Regions from separate parts of the Homo sapiens genome. Here region 2 is linked to region 1. Evidence: read pairs that join two places in POLR2A ChIA-PET (ENCODE). Cell type or tissue: PC-9. All regions are shown on one strand. Links, peaks and the distances in the headings refer to the core of each region. The heading gives the core; the rest is flanking DNA.

Evidence for each region. ChIA-PET counts read pairs that join two places held together with the same protein. Peaks named below come from ENCODE experiments on the same cell type or tissue, not always from the same donor. Only the 100,000 strongest peaks of a DNase experiment are listed, where the experiment ranks them.
Region 2: POLR2A ChIA-PET joins it to region 1 with 19 read pairs; 3 of 35 experiments call an interaction of 5 or more read pairs at or near these places.

Annotation. Positions count from the first base shown.
Region 1 is chr17:72,973,071-72,983,492 of GRCh38, reverse strand. The region is part of intron 4 of SLC39A11 (solute carrier family 39 member 11); the gene reads left to right. Among named protein-coding and RNA genes, the nearest start is that of SLC39A11, 110 kb to the left of the region's middle. RefSeq lists an enhancer at 5,089-5,589. In PC-9, for the core only: no CTCF peak of the experiment used is centred there; DNase peaks (open chromatin) are centred at 5,542, 6,342, 8,652, 8,732 and 1 weaker place; H3K4me3 peaks cover 1,205 bases; H3K27ac peaks cover 4,630 bases.
Region 2 is chr17:72,832,183-72,842,604 of GRCh38, reverse strand. The region is part of intron 6 of SLC39A11 (solute carrier family 39 member 11); the gene reads left to right. Among named protein-coding and RNA genes, the nearest start is that of LINC00511, 200 kb to the right of the region's middle. In PC-9, for the core only: no CTCF peak of the experiment used is centred there; no DNase peak of the experiment used is centred there.

The DNA.
Region 1 (10,422 bases), core at 1,638-9,637:
TATGTTGCTTTATTTAAAAACAAAAGCAAACAACAACAACAACAGGCTGGGCACAGTGGCTCATACCTGTAATCCCAGCACTTCGGGAGGCCGAGGCAGGTGGTTCACTTGAGGTCAGGAGCTTGAGACCAGCCTGGCCAACATGGTGAAACCTCGTCTCTACTAAAAATACAAAATTAGCTGGTTGTGGTGGCGCTTGCCTGTAATCCCAGCTCCTCAGGAGGCTGAGACAGGAGAATCGCTTGAACCTGGGAGGTGGAGGCTGCAGTGAGCTGAGATCGCGGCACTGCACCCCAGCCTGGGCTACAGAGTGAGACTTGGTCTCAAAAAAAAAAACAAAAACAAATAAACAAACAAAAAACAACAACAAAAAACACCCTGGGTACTATTCCATCAAATGAAGGTACTGTGAGTTATCTAATCAGTTCCCTGTTGAGGGGCATTTTGATTGTTTCATGTCCTTTACTCTTAGGAACAGTGATGCAGTGAATATCCTGGTGGATATTTAATAGACGTTCTCTGAGTTGACCTTGCCTGGATGGAGATGCATGGATAATAGACACTCTGTGTTTCTGCTGCCCATTATACTCCAAACACTTGCAGCCCTGTCGTCAGTGCAACCTGAGTCAGTTGTTCATTAATCCAACTATTTATTTTAGCTGCACTTGCTGCCATCATTTGATTTCATCAAATGTTATGTAATTTTAATGAAAGTTCAGATTTGAAGAGATTTGCTAACATTGAATCACCAAATTTCTGTCAAATAAGGCATAGTAGAGACAGCTGTTAAAAAAAAAAAAGACTTGGCAACGAATTAGAAAAATGGAGATTCTATTTCCAGATTTCTCCCCAGGTGTCTTTAAGTCTTTCCACCACTTTAAAGAAACAAAATCTGAAGATTGTAAATGAAGTATTACGAACAAGGTTTTTGCAAAATAGACGAAACAGAACTTTTATCAGTTGACCGATATGGACGAAAGAGGCCTCTGATTTACATCATAAGATTTGCAAGTGAATGCACATTTATTTGCTTGAAATTAAAATTACTTTTGGGGGGAGATTCTTCCCATTTTCCATGTTTAAAATTAACCTATTAATGACCAGTTTGGACCACATCAGATAGAAAGTAGCTACCGTCTGTATTTGAGTCCATGTGAACATATCTATAAAACTAAGTTTCTGAAAGTGGGATTATACAGTGGATATTTGTGAATTTTCCCTTTTACAGAAATTCTCAAGTTGCCCTTCCTTGAGCTTATACTGATTTATACTTTTACCAGCAATGTTTGAGAATGTCTTTATCCATACCCCATCCCTATAGGGTTTTAGTAAAATTTTTGATTTTTTGTTAATAGGAATAGGTAAAAAATGGTATTTCATGGAGTCTTCTTTGTTTAAAAAAAAAAAAAAATTTTAGAGATGGAGTCTCACCATGCTGCCCAGGCTGGTCTCAAACTCCTGGCCTCAAGCAATCCTCTTGCCTTGGCCTCCCAAGTGGCTGGGATTACAGATGTGTGCCACTGCTCCGGCCTACAGCTTTGTCTTATTAGTCAGCTTAGCATCTTTCCACGTGTTTCAAAGCTGTTTGTATTTCCCTTTCTGTGAAGTGTCTGTGTCTTTCTCTTACTTTTCTGTTCCATGGTTGGTCTTTCCTAACTCATTATTTTGGAGCTCCTTGTGTATTCAGAAAATTATCTGCAATATTATTATAATTCTTTTCTCAGTTGGTCACTTGTGAGTCTGTTTATGGTGCTTCCAACCATGTAGATTTTTATTTAATTTGTACCTCTTTGAACTTAGTCTTTTTTGATTCATACTTAGTAAAGTCTTCCTCATTCCAAGAGGATTAAAAATACCTATTTTTTTTCTACAACTTGGTTTCCTTTTTTTTTTTTTTTGCATTTAAATATTTAATTCATCCAGAATCTATTTTGGTATACAAAGTGAGATAGGGATTAAAATAATCTATTTTGGTATAAAAAGTGAGATAGAGATTAAAATGTATGTATTTCCAGATGGCTCTCAGAAGTCTTGATACCATTTGTTGAATAATCCATCTTTTCTCCGTTAATGTAAATGCCAGCTATAAAATTTACTAAATCAGAAGATGTATTTACGTATTTGCTTCTGGATTTTTGTAGTCCTAAGGTGAATAATAAACTAGCCATTTAGCCAGCCATATGTGTGTATTGAGTGCTTGAAGTGTGACTAGTCCAGATTGAGATGGGCTATAAATAAAAAATACACAGTGGATTTTGAAGACTTACTAAAAATATATATGTATAAAATATCTCATTACCAATTTTTATATTGCTTACCTTATTGAAGTGAAACTATTTTGGATATATTTGGATAAAATAAAATATGTTATTACAATTAATTTCACCTGTTTCCTTCCCCTTGGTGATTGTGCCTACCAGAAAATTTAATGTTATATTTGTAGCTCACATTCTATTTTTTTTTTTTTTTTGAGATGGAGTCTCCCTCTGTCACCCAGGCTGGAATGCAGTGGCATGATCTCAGCTCACTATAACCTCTGCCTTCTAGGTTCAAGTAATTCTCTGCCTCAGCCTCCATAGTGGCTGGGATTATAGGCACCCACCATCATGCCTGGCTAATTTTTGTATTTTTAGTAGAGACGGGGTTTCACCATCTTGGCCAGGCTGGTCTCAAACTCCTGACCTCTTTGATCCACCCGCCTCAGCCTCCCAAAGTGTCGGGATTACAGGCATGAGCCACCGTGCCCAGCCTCACATTCTATTTTTATTATATGGTGCCGCTTTAATCTTTTCAGCTCTGCCTCTTCAGGTACTATTCTGTTTCAGTTGCTGCAACTTCACGTCTTATCATCTATTCGTCTTCTGTATTACTTGTATTACGTTCCTTTTCAAAAGTTTCTTGGTTATTCTTACAGCATATTTTCCCATGTGAACTTTAGCATCAGCTTGCGAATTTCAAGAACATCGTCTAGGTATTTTTTTTTACAAGCTTTGTTTCAAATTTCTACATTAACGTAGGCAGAAATGACAGGTTTATGACGATGAGCGTTTCTGCCTAAGAACAAAGCTCACCACTCCATCTATCCAGGCTACTCATCGCGTCTCCCAGTAGCATTTTAAGTTTTCTTCATAAGGACTTTTCATGTTTAGGGTTGAATGTATTCCTGGGTATTTCATTTCCTTTTATGAGTATTACAGACGGGGTCTCCTATTTCATGACATATTCCATCTGGCCGTTGTTTTTGCATAGAAAAGCTATTGATTTTGTCTTGAGCCACCACTAATTTTGTCTTGAGCCACCAAACAAAATACCTTTTTTTGTTAATAATCGTTCTTTAGATGATTCTTTGAGATTTGTACATGTACAGTAATATCTTCATAAATAAGCACCTGGGTCCCGCTATTGTTGGTGGGAGTTATAGATGCAAATAGGATGTCATGGTCTTAACAGAGCAGGGTGGCTGGGGACAGGAAGGGTGGCTGTCCCAGCTGGAGAGCTGGTGTAGGAATCAGTGGATCCAGCAGCAAGTCGTGGGAGAAGGATGCACCATTTTGGGGAGGTCATGGGAAGTGGGTGTGCTGCTTTGGGGAGCAAGTCATGGGAGGGGTGCTTGCCGCTTTGGGGAGCAGGTTATGGGAGGAGGGCATGCTGCTTTGCCTCCATCTACCTTGGGCAGTAGCATAGGTTTGAGACTCTGCCAGCTGCATCATCTGAGGTCTTGGTTTTCCAGCATGCTACCTGTTATAGGCAAGATTTGTTTTGGGGTCCTGTGTTGGAGGGAGGTGGGTTAGTGTGAGCTCTGCAGAGCAGCCTCCTTGCAGCTCAGCTGGGTAGGGACAAGGCAGGGGCCTGAACTGGCTCGATTTTCTGTGGCGCTTCACACATCAGGACCCAAATTTTCCCTTTTCTAGAAATTCTCAAGTTGCCCTCTCCTGAGCTTGTACTGATTTACACTTTCACCAGTAATGTTTGGGAATGTCTCTATCCGTCCCTCATCCCATTGCCTGCTCTGCTTCTCAAGACAGGTGAAGACAGACAGTATTTCCATGGATCAGATGTGCTCTCGGAGTCCAGGTTCCTCTCAGCATAACTGGAGTGAGAATTATCTGTCTCACTTACATAGCCCCTGTATTAGTCTGTTTTCAGACCATTATAAAGAACTGCCCAAGACTGGGTAATTTATAAAGGAAGGAGGTTTAATTGACTCACAGTTCTGCGTGGCTGGGGAGCCCTCAGGAAAGTTACAATAATGGCGGAAGGTGAAGGGGAAAAAGTAGCTTCTTCACAAGGCGGCAGGAAGGAGAAGTGGCAAGCGAAGGGGGAGGAGCCCCTTATAAAACCATCAGATCTCGTGAGAACTCACTCACTATCACGAGAACAGCATGGGGGAAACTGCCCCCATGATTCAGTTGCCTCCGCGTGGTCTCTCCCTTGACACGTGGTGATTATGGGGTTTACAATTCAAGATGAGATTTGGGTGGAGACACAAAACCTAACCATGTCAGCCCCAGAGCAAGGGCCTTCTTTTTTATCTTTGTAAAATTATGTTTCTGGCTAGTCAGTCACCTCATTGAAAGCAAGACCCAGACCTCATCCTTCTTTGTATCCCAGGGCTGAAGGCAGGGCCTTACCAGAGTTGGCGTGCCCTAAGTGTTCAATGATAACAGAGATGATTTGTTGTTTCCTTTCGTTCTCATGAACAAGTGCTGTTGGCACCTTTCCAAAAAGGTCTTGTGGACCCATCCTGTCCACTCCTTTCCACCCCAGCCTAAGGCATTACTGTCTCTGTCCCAGAACCTGGCCTCCTGACTGGTCCCCCTTACTCCCTCACCTCCACTTCCATGCTCCCCACAGTCTCCCCACCCCCTTCTTAGAAGCTCCCCAAGCCCTGTCCCACCTCCCGGCCTTTGCATCTGCTATTCCTTTTCTCTGAAACAGAGTTCCCGAAGCTCTGTGCGTGGCTGCCTCAGTGCAAATGTCTCCTCCCAAGCTCCTCCCTGACCCCCCACAATGTGCGTGGCTTTCTCTGTTTATTTCCTTCCTAGAACTTGTCAGCAACCTTCCTTATCCAGTTTGTTCGTTTGTATATTTTTTACTTCTTTATCATCGGTTTCCCCACCACAATGTAGGCTCCTTGAGGACAGGGACTTTGTTAGGCTTGTTCTTGGCCGTGTCGCCAACACCAGCACAGTGACTCACAGGGAACAATGCTCGGTAAATATCTGATGAAGGGAGGGAGGGAGCAAGGGAGGAAAGAAGGGAAAGAGGAAGGAAGGAAGGAAGAGGAAGAGGAAGGCAGGGAACGCCTAAGGGCAGGGAAGAGGGCTGTGGTTTGGGGTTTACAAATGGGGCCCAGACGACAGCCCAGATTCTCACTAGAACCTCCCCGTACTTCCCCTGCGTTCGCAGGCTGGAGGACGGCCTGGAAGATTCTCAACGACCACCCTGGCTAGGAATCCAATGATAGAGAAGCTTGCTCGGAGACTGACATTTTGCTGGTTTTTCTCTGGTGACCCGGTGACTCACTGCTGGTTGCTATTCCTGTGGCTTTGTGGGTGGGAGAGGCTCCTGGGAACAGGTGCCGATGCAGTCGGTCTCCTGGGCACCTTCGCTCTCCCAGGCAGCTGGTGGCTGGCCGTGCTCTCCAGGCCACCTCGGTACTTTACTGCTTTATTGAATAGGAAGCATTCATTCACTTTGGGAGCCGTTACCCTTTGGATAATATCACTACCGTTTCCCCAAACTCATTGTTGCTGTGTGGGGGTGTTTCTGTTCCAGCCCTTTGTTTGTGTGTTTTATGGAAGGTGCTAGCACTTCATGGTTCTTTCCCACATGTCCCTAGTCCCTCTCTCTGCTCTTTGCTCTTTCACTTTCTCTGATGCTTTTTCAGGTGGTTCATCTAAACTTGTCCCTGGTGTATCTCACCAGGGGTGGGGGTGTTCTCCCCTTGCCTCTGATATCCAAGACAGGTTTTATCTGCATGAACTAGGGCCTGGGGACACGCTCCTTTTCCTGCCCTGGTATTTTAGTTTTCTCTTGCTGTGTACAAATGATTATAAGTCTAACAGCTTTAAACAGCACCCTTTGTTAGCTCAAAACTCCATAGGTCAGAGGGTTGGGAGCACGTGGGTGGGTCAGCCGGTCGTGTTCTCATCTGGATTTCGGAGTCCCTTCCAAGCTCCTGTCTGCTGGCAGGATACAGCAGGGCTGCGGGAGTGAGGCCCCATGTCCTTTCTGGCTATTAGCCAGGGCCTCTCTCCACTCCTTGGGGCCGTCCACATTCCTTCCCATGTGGCTCCCTGCTTCTTCAGCCAGTCATGGCTCAGGCACTTTCTCACTTTCGAATCTCTCTGACTTCCCTTTCTGCCTTCACTGGACACAGCTTTCTGCTTTTCAGGGCTCCTGGGACTAGGTCAGGCCCAACCGGGTAATCTTATCCTAACGCAAGCTGTGACTCACAACACACCACAGCATGGTACTGATGGCGTGTCATAGTCATAGGTCCTGGGGATAAGGGCAAAACATCTTTGGGGGCACCATGTTAGAAATTCCCACCACTCCTGTCCCTTTGTAACATTGGTTACAATATATAATCCTGAGACCTAACAGAGACATTTCTTTTTTTCTTTTTTCTTTTTTTTTTTGAGACGGAGTCTTGCTCTGTTGCCAGGCTGGAGTGCAATGGCACGATCTCAGCTCACTCCAACCTCTGCCTCCCGGGTTCAAGTGATTCTCCTGCCTCAGCCTCCCGAGGAGCTGGGATTATAGGCACGTGCCACCATGCCAGGCTAATTTTTGTATTTTTAGTAGAGATTGGGGTTTCACCATGTTGGCCTGGATGGTCTCGATCTCCTGACCTCGTGATCCGCCTGCCTTGGCCTCCCAAAGTGTTGGGATTACAGGCGTGAGCCACCGCGCCCGGCCAACAGAGACATTTCTGTGCCTTTCTGCAAATGAGGATTTTCCCCCTCGGTGTCATTTTCCCAGCAGTGGTTGTTGCCCATTGATGATTCATACTTTCTCTAACATTTCAGTTATCACTCTTTTTCTTTTTAAGTGGAAAATTGGAATGGAGGGTGAGTGTGAGACCTAGGGACTGAGTTGTTGTTTGCCATGTCTTTATCCTTTTGTTCATTTATTAAAGAGGTGTGATCTTAAAGTGGTAGTTCTCAAAGTGTGTTTGGGGGACTGCCTAGAGTTTCCTCAAGATCCTTTCAAGGGAGCTGAGAGGTTAAAATAATAATAATAATTTAAAAATTCAAATATTAATTTTCATAAGAATGCTAAGACATTATTTGCCTTTTTTTTTTTTTTTTTTTTTTTGAGATGGAGTCGCGCTCTGTCGCTCAGGCTGGAGTGCAGTGGCATGATCTCGGCTCACTGCAACCTCCTCCTCCCAGGTTCAAGTGATTCTCCTGCCTCAGCCTCCCGAGTAGCTGGGACTACAGGTGCCCGCCACCACGCCCGGCTAATTTTTTGTATTTTTAGTAGAGACGGGGTTTCACCATTTCAGCCAGGATAGTCTCAATCTCCTGACCTCGTGATCCACCCGCCTCAGCCTCCCAAAGTGCTGGAATTACAGGTGTGAGCCACCACGCCTGGCCTATCTGCCATTTTCATTCTTGTTTTCTCAAAGCCTCAGTCCTTCTTGATACCTGCTCTATACACCATACCTGCTGTAGCCTTACTACCAGGACTTTTACCTAAGAAATAATACTGGCTAAGAAATAATGGTCTATTGTACTTCAGTCATTGTTCGCTTTCTATCTTTGTTACAGCAGCTGAACTGATACCCTACTGTCTTAGTCCATTTGGGCTGCTATAACAAAATAGTATAAAGTGGGTAGCTTATAGACAACAGACATTTATTTCTCACAGGTCTGGAGGCTGGGAAGTCCAAGGTCAAGGCAGCAGCAGATTTGTGTCTGTGAAAAGCTCACTTTCTGGTTCATAGAGGGCACCTTCTCACTGTGTCCTTACATGGCGGAAGGGGTGAGGCAGCTCTCTAAGACCTCTTTATTTTTAAAATTTATTTAATTTATTTTATTTTTTGAGATGAAGTTTTCACTTTTGTTGCCCAGGCTGGAGTGCAATGGCACAATCTCGGCTCACTGCAACCTCTGCCTCCAGGGTTCAAGTGATTCTTCTGGCTCAGCCTCCAAAGTGGCTGGGATTATAGGCATGCACCACCACACCTGGCTAATTTTTTTGTATTTAGTAGGGACAGGGTTTCACCATGTTGGTCAGGCTGGTCTCAAACTCCTGACCTTAGGTGATCCATGTGCCTTGGCCTCCCAAATTGTGAGGATTCCAGGTGTGAGCCACCGCCTGGTCTAGGACCTCTTTATAAGGGCACTAACCCTGGACCTAATCATCTCCCAAAGGCCCTACCTTCTAATAAAGTCATGCATTACTCAACGGTGGGGATACATGCTGAGAAATGTCTCATTGTTCAAACATCATAGAGTGTACTTACCCAAACAAAGATGGGATAGCCTACTGCACACATAGGCTGTAGGGTGTAGCCTATTGCTCCGAGGCTACAAACCTGTATAGTATGTTACTGTGTTGAATGCTGTGGACAACTGTAACACAATGACAAGTATTTGTGTATCTGAACATAGAAGAGGTGCAGTAAAAACATGGTATAAAAGATAAGAGGTAGTACACCTGTCTAGGGCACTCATCATGAATGGAGCTTGCAGGGCTGGAAGTTGCTCTGGGTGAGTCAGTGAGTCAGTGAGTGAGTGGTGAGTGAATGTGAAGGCCTAGGACATTACTATACACTACCGTAGACTTTGTAAACACTGTATACTTAAGCTACACTAAAGCAATCAAAATATTTTTCTACAATAATACATTGGCCTTAACTTACTGTAACATTTTTACCTTATCAGCTTGTAAAAACGTTTTGACTCTTTTGTAATAACACTTAGCTTAAAACACACTGTAAAGCTGTAGCTGTACAAAGGTATTTTCTTGTTTGATATCTTTGTTCTGTAAGCTTTTTTCTATTAAAAAATTTAAATTCCTTTTTACTTAATTTTTTTTTTTTTTTTTTGGTACAAAATGAAGATACAAATGCAAACATTAGGCCGGGTGTGGTGGCTCACACCTGTAATCCCAGCACTTTGGGAGGCCAAGGTGGGTGGATCACCTGAGGTCAAGACTTAGAGACCAGCCTGGCCAACGTGGCAAAACCTTGTCTCTACTAAAATTACAAAAATTAGCCAAGTGTGGTGGCGGGCGCCTGTAATCCCAGGTACTCAGGAGGCTGAGGCATGAGAATCAGTTGAACCTGGGAGGTAGAGGTTGCGGTGAGCCAGATCGCGCCACTGCACTCCAGCCTGGGTGACAGAGTGAGACTCCATCTCAAGAAAATAAAAAATAAAATAAGCACGAATGTTAGCCTAGGCCTACAAAGGGTCAGGATCATCCAGATGTCACTAGGCAATAGGAATCTTTCACTCTGTTATGATCCTGTGGAATCACTGTCTTATATGTCACCCACTGTTGACTTTCATGTCATCATGCACACAAGACTGGACTGTCACCTCGGAGCTTAGGAATCCACTGTATTAATTTTGGGAGGACACAAACTTTCAGACCATGGTACCTACTGAATCACTTACTGGCCAGGTGCGGTGGTTCATGCCTTAATCTCAGCACTTTGGGAGTCCGAGGTACGTGGATCGCTTGAGCCCAGGAGTTCAAGACCAGCTTAGGCAACATGGTGAAACTCCATCTCTACAAAAAATTTTAAAAAATTAGCTGGGCATGGTGGCACATGCCTGTGATCCCAGCTACTTGGGAAGCTGAAGTGGGAGGATCATCTGAGCCCCAGAGGTCGAGGCTGCAGTGAGCTGTGATTGTGCCACTGCACTCCTGCCAGGGTGACAGAGTGAGACCCTGTCTCAAAAAAGAAAAAAATCCACTTATCCTTTTGTCTTTCTAACAGAACTCCAATTCTGTTTGATCTAGCAATGTGCCTACCTATAATTCCTAGACCTACAGCCTCCCCTGCAGCCCAGGGAAACCATGTGAGGTCAGCAAAAGTCATCAGGGAGGTTGTCCCTTCTCATCTTCTACTTGCCCTTCCTTCTCCTGGAAACAGCAGGGTGGTCCTTGGGGTGCGACAGCCATCACTCAGGTGACAGAGTAGCCTGGTGCCCCCCCGGCAGTGCTGGGGCCACTGTACCCGCTGGATGGCTGACCCTGGTCCTTCTGCTGACCCAGACAAATAAACCTTTCCTGTGTAAGTCGCTGCAGTAGGGTTTTCTATTTCTTCTAATCAAACCTAATCTTAACTAGTTGTTTGAGCCAACTTTTATGCAAGGAAAAGATGGTTTCCATAATTTTTCTATGTTATTGTTTGTTCACGTTTCCTAAGGAAAGGACAAGCAGAAGGCAGCTTGGGGTATT
Region 2 (10,422 bases), core at 1,105-9,104, 140 kb after region 1:
TGAAGGGCTCTGAGCCTTCCAAAGATTCCTGGCCCTTCTGTTTTTGAATGGCATTAAAAATCACCTAGCAATTGAGTTCCTACTAATCACTTATCATGAGTACCTTATGGTCTCAACAGTGAACTGCACCATTGCTTTGTATGGGAGAAAGTTAAATTGGAAGCTTAAAGAGATTCTAGGGGTTATCTCATTCAAACATTCATTCATTTGAAAATTTAGGGGATTGTGGTAAATTATTGTTATGGCTCCTTCTAGCCTTAGCATTGGATGATAACTGTGAAGAATCATAGAAATATTTATTATTAATTTCATTTATTTAACAAAGTTAATCACTCCTTCCTTTGTGCTGTCTTGCTGTATCCTTTATCTTCTGTTACCATAATTATCACTCTGACTTACAATTACCTGTTTGTGTGTTTTATTTATTTATTTATTTTTAATTTTTGTCAGTAACATAGGTATGTATATTTATGGGGCCATGAAATACATATGCGCGTGCGTGCACACACACACACACACACACACATAGTTTTTTGAGACAAGATCTCTCTCTGTCACTCAGGCTGGAGTGCAGTGGTGTGATCATGGCTCACTGCGGCCTCAACCTTGGGCTCAGTTGATCCTCCCACCTCAGCCTCCTGAGTAGCTGGGACTACAGGTGCATACCACCACACCCAGCTAATTTCTTTTTTTTTTTGTATTTTTTGTAGAGACAGGGTTTTGCCATGTTGCCTAGGCTAGTCTCGAACTCCTGGGCTCAATAGATTCTCCCGCCTTAGCCTCCCAAAGTGCTAGGATTACAGGTGTGAGCCACCTCGCCTGGCCTGCATGAAATATTTTGATACAGGTATGTAATGCATAACCCATCAACTTAAGCATTTATCCTCTGTGTTACCAACAATCCAGTTATACTTGTAGTTATTTTAAAATGTACAATTATTATATTATTGACTATAGCCACCCTGTTGTGCTGTCAACTACTAGGTCTGACTCATCTATTTTTTTTTGTACCTATTAACCATCACTACTTTCCCCCGACTCCCCGACTGCCCTTCCCAGCCTCTGGTAAACATCCTTCTCCTCTCTATCTCCATGAGTTCAATTGTTTTAATTTTTAGCTCCCACAAATAAGTGAGAACATGAGAAGTTTGTCTTTCCATGCCTGGCTTAGTTCACTTCACATAATAACCTCCAGTTCCATCCATGTTGTTGCAAATGACCGGATCTCATTCATTTATGTGGCTGAATAATACGCCATTGTGTGTATGTACCATATTTTCTTTATTCATTCAACTCTTGATGGATGCAATTACCTGTATTTAAACATGTTTATTTGCCCCTGATAGATGGAGCTTCTTGCAAGAAGTTCTATACTGCGTTCTTTTTGGGGGGCCCAATGTTATAACACATACTGAAGCTTTGATGTATTCAATATGTATTATATACTTGAGCACCTAGAAGAACTGGTGCATTGGGTACCTGCCCTCCATTCTAAGAGAGGAGGGGCTGTTTGAGAGTTAGGTGTCCTAATTTTTTATTTTTTATTTTTTGAGACGGAGTCTTGCTCTGTCACTCAGGCTGGAGTGCAGTGGCGCCATCTCAGCTCACTGCAAGCTCCGTCTCCCAGGTTCACACCATTCTCCTGCCTCAGCCTCGCCAGTAGCTGGGACTACAGGCGCCCCCCACCACGCCTGGCTAATTTTTTGTATTTTTAGTAGAGACGGGGTTTCACCGTGTTAGCCAGGATGGTCCTGATCTCCTGACCTTGTGATCTGCCTGCCTCGGCCTCCCAGAGTGCTAGGATTACGGGCATGAGCCACTGCACCCAGCCAATTTTCTTTCTTTTTGAGATGGAGTCTCGCTCTTGTCACCCAGGGTAGAGTGCAGTGGCGCGATCTCAGCTCACTGCAACCTCCGCCTCCTAGGTTCAAGCTTCTCCTGCCTCAGCCTCCTGAGTAGCTGGGATTACAGGCACCCACCACCACGCCCATCTAATTTTTGTACTTTTAGTAGAGGCGGGGTTTTGCCATGTTGGCCAGGCTGGTCTCAAACTCCTGACCTCAGGTGATCCGCCCACCTTGGCTTCCCAGAGTGCTGGGATTACAGGTGTGAGCCACCACTCCCAGCCGCCTAATTTTCTTTCTACATTGTCCAGGTGGGCCAAGGGAGGACATTGACTCATGTGGGTCCTGATGATACATTGGCAGACTCTTGCTGCCTTTTGTGTTTGAAATTATTTTAAAGGTCCAGAGAAGAGGGTAGGTGAATTCCATGCTTTTTATTTTCCTCTCAATAGTATCAAGAGCCAAGTTTGTTTTGCTGGTTGTTGCTATGACATAGAGGCCTGGGGACCACTGTTTGTGTTGCTAGAACCACACAACAGTTGGTTTTGGTCATGTGGCCTGTCCTCATTGCCAGCTCCTGATAATGGCTTTCAAAGAAATGCTTGGGATTTTAATCCAAAGTGATTTTTTGTTTCAGGGAACAGGAACCCAAATTTAGACATGAAAATGTTCACAGTGGTTGGTTATTCCTGGGTGATAGGATTGCAGATGACTTTTATTTTCTTCCTGTTTTTGTGAGATTTATAACTAAGCTTTCCTGTAGTAAATATTTATGACTTGCGATCAGATAAAAATGCTTTTTTGGAAAGGTGAAATTCTTGCCTTTTTTAAGCTTGCCACATTAAACGTTAATGTCTGCAGCACCACGTTGGCGTGGTTCTCACTCCAGCTGCATCAGACTCAGTTCATCAAGGAGTTACCATCACCTAACCACTTCAACACCTCAACCCTCAACTTATGCACAGAAGTAGAGAGATGTTATTCCTTTATGCTAGAGATCATCTTACTGGGGATGTTTTAATATTTAGACAAGTTAGAAGCAGAATGAAGGACTGCCTTGGTTTTCTTTGGCTGGTGTAACCAATTATCACAAACTTAGTGGCTTAAAACAATCCAGATTTATTCTCCTGCAGTTCTGGAGGCCAGAAGTCTGACATCAGTTTCACTGTGATAAAGTCAAGGGGTTGGAAGGGCCGTGTTCTTGCCGGGGGCTCTAGGGGATAATCCATTCCTGGCCTCTTCCAGCTTCTGCAGGCTGCAGGCATTCCTTGGCTTGTGGCCACATCACTCCAATCAGTACCTCCAGGATCACTGCTTTCTCTTCTGTGCCAAATCTCCCTCTGCCTTTTTATAAAGATTCTTGTGGTTGCATTGAGGGACCACCCAGATTATCCAGGATAATCATATCTGAAAAATCTCCTTTGTCATGAAAGGTAACATTCACAGGTTTCAGGAATGAGGACCTGGATATATTTGGAGCCATCATTTGGCCAACCACAGAGACCAAAGGTATCTTCTGAATGCAGGCCAGAGATTCTTAGCTTGAGTTCTGAAATGTCTTCAGCAGCCAGCATTCCTTTATAAGTCTAAGCCTGGCTCTTATGGAGTCTTAGTCTCACCCTGGGACTCCCATGGGCTATCAGCTGTGTCATCCTTATTTCCCATCACTGGCTTTCTGTGTTTGAGCCTCTAAAGAATTCCTAAGTCTTAATGAGCCCATTCAGCAACTTACTCCCCTGGTCCTTCATCAAGTGAGAGTTTTGGGGTGTTAGTAAAAGACGACGTAATATTTACTTAGCTTATACATGTGCAGTGGGGATGGCAGGGAATGGGGGAGAGTGCTGCCATCCATATCTCATGGGCCCTTTTCCCCTGCCTGCCTCCACTGCTATCATAACTCCATGTTATCCCTCAGTTCTTCGTGATGAGCCAATTCACAGTGACAGACGTTTGTGGCTTGTGATTATAGCTGACATTCTTTTTCTCAAGGTCAGTGGCATATTTAAATGGTTACTGACCCTACTCCATCTCACACATGATCTGTCGCTCAATCTCTCTCTTTCTCAAGCAACTTTATTGTGTGGCATTTTCTCATCCCCACGCTCACTGGTAGTTAGGAGGTCTGTCAATTACACTTCCACACTGAGGAAAGAGTCCCTGTTAACTTTTTTAAAAGAATGTGATATGATTCACATACCATAAAATTCACCCTTTTAAAGTTCACAATTCAAGGCCAGGCACAGTGGCTCATGCCTGTAATCCCAGCATTTTGGGAGACTGAGGTGGGTGGATCGCTTGAGCCCAGAAGTTGGAGACCATCCTGGGCAACATGACGAGACCCCCATCTCTACGAAAAATTAAAAAACTAGCCAGGTGTGGTGGTGCACGCTTGTGGTCCCAGCTACTTGGAAGGCTAGGGTGGGAGGATTGCTTGAACCCTGGAGGTCAAGGCTGCAGTGAGCCGTGGTTGTGCCACTGCACTCCAGCCAAGGTGACAGAGCAAGACCTTGTCTCAAAAAAAAAAAAAAAGAAAAGGAAAGAAAAATAAATTTCACAATTCAGTGGTTTTAGTATATCTGAAAGGTTGTGCAACCACCATCACTATCTTTTTAATTTTTAATTTTAATTTTTTTCTTCCAGTAGAGACAAGGGTGTTGCTGTGTTGGCCAGGGTGGCCTCGAACTGCTGGCCTCAAGAGAACCTCCTGCTTCAGCCTCCCATAGTGCTGAGATTATAGGTGTAAGCCACTGTACCCAACCTACCACTATTCCTGAATACTCTCATCACCCTGTAAAGAAACCCCACACTCTTTGAGCAGTACCTCTGAGGAAAAAAAGAAACTGCATGCTTATTAGCAGTCACTCCCCATTCCTCCCTCCCTCCAGCCCCTGCACTAATCTACTTTGTCTCTACAGTTTCCCTAACCGGGACTGACTTTCATTTAAACGGTATCATGTAATATGTATGTTTTTGTGTCTGGTTTCTTTCACTTGGCATGATGCTTCCAAGTTTCGTTGATGTTGTAGCATGTATCAGTAAGTCTTTCTTTTTCTGGCCAGATAATACTCTATTCTATGGATACACCGTGTTTTGTTTACTGTTTCATCACTTGATGGACATTTGGATTGTTTTTACTTTTTTGGGTGTTGTAAGTAATGCTGCTATGTGTGTTTATGTCTTTGTATGGACCTGTGTTCTCTTGGGTACATACCTTGGAGTAGAATTGCTGGGTCATATGGAAACCTTTGAACTCTTTGAAGCCAGTTCTTTTTGTTAAGTTCCTTCCCATTCATTCCATCCAGCAGAGTCCTTTGACACAAAGGGATAATCTCTGTCCCACCTACCATGGCACTTGCTTGGGGTGTCTATGAGTCCTGCTTTTTTTTTTTTTTTTTTTTTTGAGCAATATACATTTTTATAGTACATTTTTAAAAAATCTAGTGAATTTTCCTCCAAGTCAATAGACAGGAGAAAAATAAAGTTGTTTTTTGAGCCCTGCTTTCCAACGAGGTGGCAGTTGCTGTGGATTTTGATTTTGTGTGGAATATGGAGGATCTGTTGGAATGCTGAAAAGTCTGCGGACAGCTGCAGGTGGCCAGGGAGGCTGCTGCTGCTGACATTGGTGATGTGAGCCTGGACCTTCAGCTTGCCCTTGTGCAGTCTCCCCGTGCTGCAAAGGGTGGCTTTGGAGGGGCAGCAGTGCGAGACCAGGGCCCCGACTTGCAAGAAAGGAGCTACTAGCCATGAGAAAGAACATGTTGATTTTTCATTTTCCTGGGGTAAAGACTGAGCAGAAAATTCTACTGTTAGGTACAGACCTTTCCAGGAGAAACCGTGATGCAACAGCTTCTGCTTCACATTGCTCTGCTTCCAGAAACTGGAGGGGCCTTCTCAGTAGCCGGCGACTCAGGCTCAGTTAATGAGGAAGCAGAACACCACACAAAGGCATGCATCATTGACCATAATAAAATATACCAATAATGCTAAAGGCTGCCACTTACGGGGGCCTTTCAAGGTTCCAGACGCTGTATAAAGTGCACCACATACATGATTTAGATATTTGCGTCCCTGTTTTACATTTTAGAAACTGAGACCTAGAAAGTTTAAAGATCAAGCCCAAGACCAGGCACGGTGGCTCACACCTGTAATTTCAGCACTTTAGGAGGCCGAAGCAGGTGAATCGCTTGAACCTGGGAGTTCAAGACCAGCCTGGGCAACGTGGGGAAACCCCATCTCTACAAAAAATACAAAAATTAGTGGGGTATGGTGGCGCGTGATTGCAGTCACAGCTACTCGGGAGGCTGAGGCAGGAGAATCGCTTGAGCCTGGGATGTGGAGGCTGCAGAAAACTGAGATCGTGCCGCTGCACTCCAGCCTGGGTAACAGAGCGAGACCCTGTCTCAAAAAAAAAAAAGCCCGAGGCCACACAAGCAATGATGGGTACAGCTTAACTCACACTCTGTCTCCGTGTGTTGTGTCTCACTGGTGAGCTCTGTGTTTCTTTTCTTCCCGTGGATCACACTGTTTTTCAGAGAGAGTTACAGAGAAGTTCAGGAAATGCTTCTTGCTTTTCTTAAGCTTGCCACATTAAATGTTAATGTCTGCAGCACCACGTTGGCGTAGTTCTCACTCCAGATGCATCGGGCTCAGTTCAGCAAGGAGACTTGGGCAGGGAAACCTGGGCAGGAAGCCTCACCGTACACAGGGCCCACCACTGTGGGTGCTCTAGGAGATGTGTAAAATGAATGCCTGTGAGGCCCCTGCACACCTATCACCACCACTGATGCTCCAGGACCCAAGCAGGTGGTCGCCCACAGGCATAGGACAAGCACAACCTTTAGAGCAGAAAGGCCAAGACTTGGATCCTGGAGCCACCAAATGCTTTACTAGGTAGGTAACCTTAGGTGAGATCATGAGAGTCTTAGCTTTCCCAGCTGTAAAATGCAGATAATAGCTACTTGGCAGTTCATTATTGAGACGACAGCAGTAGCAACAAGCAGGGCCACCCACTGTGTTATCTGCTATTCAGAGTGTATCGTTGGGAGGCCGAGGCATGCAGATCACTTGAACTCAGGAGTTCAAGACCAGCCTGGGCAACGTGGCAGAACCCCGTCTCTACAAAAAATACAAAAATTAGCTGGGCGTGGTGGCACATGCCTATAGTCCCAACTACTCAGGAGGCTGAGGCAGGAGAATCACTTGAGCCCAGGAGGTAGAGGCTGCAGTGAGCCGTGCTTGTGCCACTGCACTCCAGCCTGGGTGACAGAGCAAGACCTGTCTCAATAAAAAAATAAAGAGTATTGTGGTTCCTAGAACACAGCAGGACCTGGAAAACATTAATTCCCCTCCACCTCCTCCTCTTCCCCCAAACTCTACCACCCACCTACTTTTGCCTTCAACTTGCTTTGATCCTCAAAAATTGTCTGGTTCTGGTTGTGGAGGTCTTAAATGGGGACGTCACAGATGGCTTTAATTTTCATCTCCAACAGGTTACATTTGAAGATGCTTCTCATTTACTGCAGGAGTTTGAAAACATTGTAATATTCTCCTTTAATTATCAGTATCTCAGTGGGAAGCCTGACATTATAATTAGCACAGGCTCCTACATGGGATGACATTTTGCTCAACATATCATGTTCCTGGTGTGCACTGAGGCAGAAGCCGGTAGCACACTTCTAAATGACGCTGTTGGATTTGAGCATGAGAGTTGGCACCAACGCCCAGAGGGCAAAATCACAACTCTGGGAATCCTCCGTGATCCCAAATAAAAGTGGCAGGGAAACTTTTAGACATTCTGTCATCTCCTGCACAGGCGACAGACGCGCAGATGCCTGAGCCCTACTTTCTGGCCTTCAGATCAAGGAAGCTACAGCCAGAGTGAAAGTCTAATGCTGCGCTAGGATTGGGGTTAAAATCAAGACTCATTTCCACGTCGATTGTATTATGCCATCCTCCTACCTATTATGTAAATTAAAGAGAAAACTAAAGCAAGAGAATTTGAATACATTTTTGTATTAGGAAGCAAAGTTTCCAATAACTTCCAGTTGTCTTTCTCCCATGGCCAGGTATTGGCTAGAACATGGTTTAATACAATCTTTTATTTTATTTTATTTTATTTTATTTTATTGTTTTGTTTATGGAGTTGGAGTCTCACTCTGTGGCCCAGGCTGGAGTGCAGTGGCGCAATCTCAGCTCACTGCAACCTCCGCCTCCCAGGTTCAACCTATTCTCCTGCCTTAGCTTCCTCAATAGCTGGAATTACAGGCGTGTGTCACCATGCGCAGGTAATTTTTGTATTTTAGGTAGAGATGGGGTTTCACCATATTGGCCAGGCTGGTCTCAAACTCATGACCTCAGGTGATCCACCCGCCTCAGCTTCCCAAAGTGCTGGGATTATAGGCGTGAGCCACCGTGCCCAGCCTAGTAAGATCTTTTAGACTTGCTGTGTCCAATTCCATAGTCCCTGGCCACCTGTAGTTCTCTAAATTTACATGAGTTAAACTGGAATAAAATGCAAACTTTAGCTCCTTAGCATGACTTAGCCACACATCAAATACTTGTATCTAGTGGCTACTGTGTTGGACAACACAAGATGTAGAACGCTTCCATGATCACAGGAAGTTCTACTGGATGACACTGCACTAGACCCTTAGCAAAAAAAAGTAACTTCACAAATTGTTTGTTGTGTAGTGCCTACCCAAGCTTGCCTTGGGAGGAGTTCCATTTCTGGAAGACAGTGTAAGAGAGCTGTTCTCAGTCATGGGGTATGTCCTACATATATTGTGAATAAAATAATTTAAATGTCAGCCTTTTCACATTGTTTCTGATAAATTCAGGATGCTGCAGAGTCATCCTGTGATACCATTCTCTTGCTCCTGTTGGTTCTGAGTTTTTTTCTTATTTCCTGAGTTGGGGACTGAAGTGGGTTGCGAGTTGTGCCGGGACTTGTGTAGCAGGCTCGAGAGCATCATGATGTCTGATGTCGGGGGATGGAAGGAGCTGCACAAGGGCTGAAATAGTAGCTCATCATCTTGTCCTCTGGTGTTATGTGTTATCTGCCAGTAGACAACCTCTCCTCACCCCAGCCCAAGCCAACATCATTGGTCTATGTCAGCTTAGCCCCTCTCACAGAACAGCCTCCTGTGACTTAACTCAGGTTTGAAAGAAAGGATGTTAACCGTCAGATGAAAATCACTGGAGTCTTTATTGTCAGCTTTCTGCTAGAGCCATTGTCCTGTTCATCCCCCAATGCCTCTAGATAAAACTTTTAGAATACACTGCCTGGAAAAGCTTTGCCTCCCTGTGGGAATGACAGACATTGATCGTGTAGACCTTTTTTTATTCTTTGGCTGCTAGGAAGCACAGCACTTCATTTGCTGCTTTGTGATAAGGATAAAGTGCATTCTTAAGGTCTGAATATCTGAATATCTGAATTCTTCTTCCATGTTATAACCTATTGTTGTACTGCACTTTAATCCATTTCAAAAGAGGACGGTTATTAATAATCGCTACAAGTGATTTCATTCCTGTGTTGCCAGTTTTCTTCATTTTGTTTCCTGGCCACAGACTATATTTCTAAACCAGATGCAGTGCCTGAAAAGTATTTTTATTTGATTATAATGGAGACTGGAGACCAGGCAAGAGGGAATAAAGTAATCTATTTGTAGCTTGACAATGGTCTTGATTAAGGTCTTGATTGACAAGGGCTTGATTTATTTTTGCTTCACTGTAAAGAAAATTGTAGCTTTTCTAAGATTTTTGTTTCTTGAAATACCTGGCTACTTTGCAAGCAGGATGGACCACCAAGGAGCCATCTCATCTGCTGATGAGTCTCCCTCCTCTGTTGAGGTGGCCCCATTTTTCCCAAAGCCCCAGCAAATAACAGGTTTAATTAATTGATCACGTTTCAGTTGCATACCTTATAATGGTCCCAGCTTACTCATATTCATATATGCGAATTTTAGTGCACATTAATTATGTATTTAATAAGTCCCTGTTTGTTTTGTCTCCATTCCCTTGATAGCTGTTATGGTGTGGAGTTGAAAATAATTAAAATGTTTCTAGTTTTCTGCAAATAACCATTAACCAAGGTTGGATTCTGAAATCAAAATTCCATTTTCTTTTTCTTTCTCTGGTTAAATACAGTGGGTGAAATGACACCTAAATGTACTTCTAGGTCTATTCCTTGCTCTGTTGTTTGTCCCACTTTTCAGTGTGGTAATTGCCAGCTGAGTTCTCCATTTGGCATAGATGTGTCATGACTTGACTTAAACAAAATGTATTACTTTTGGCTGTCATCTTCTCCTTGACACGGAGATAAATTCAGAGGCGATGAGCTCAGCATGGCGGTTTGGGAGAGGATAGAAAAAAATAGGTTGTTCTCCACAGAATATTCGAGGGGGTAGAAGTCTGCAAAATCAGTATGTGTGTGAAGCCCCTAGGGGGCTCGTGACGAATCCAAGCTCCCAATAACACCTAGACTTCCAAGCCATTTCAGACCACCATTTCTTCAGTGGTTCAGCTCTTTGGAGAATAGACAAGTGTATGGCTGCATGTTTTGGGTATTACCTGCCCTAAG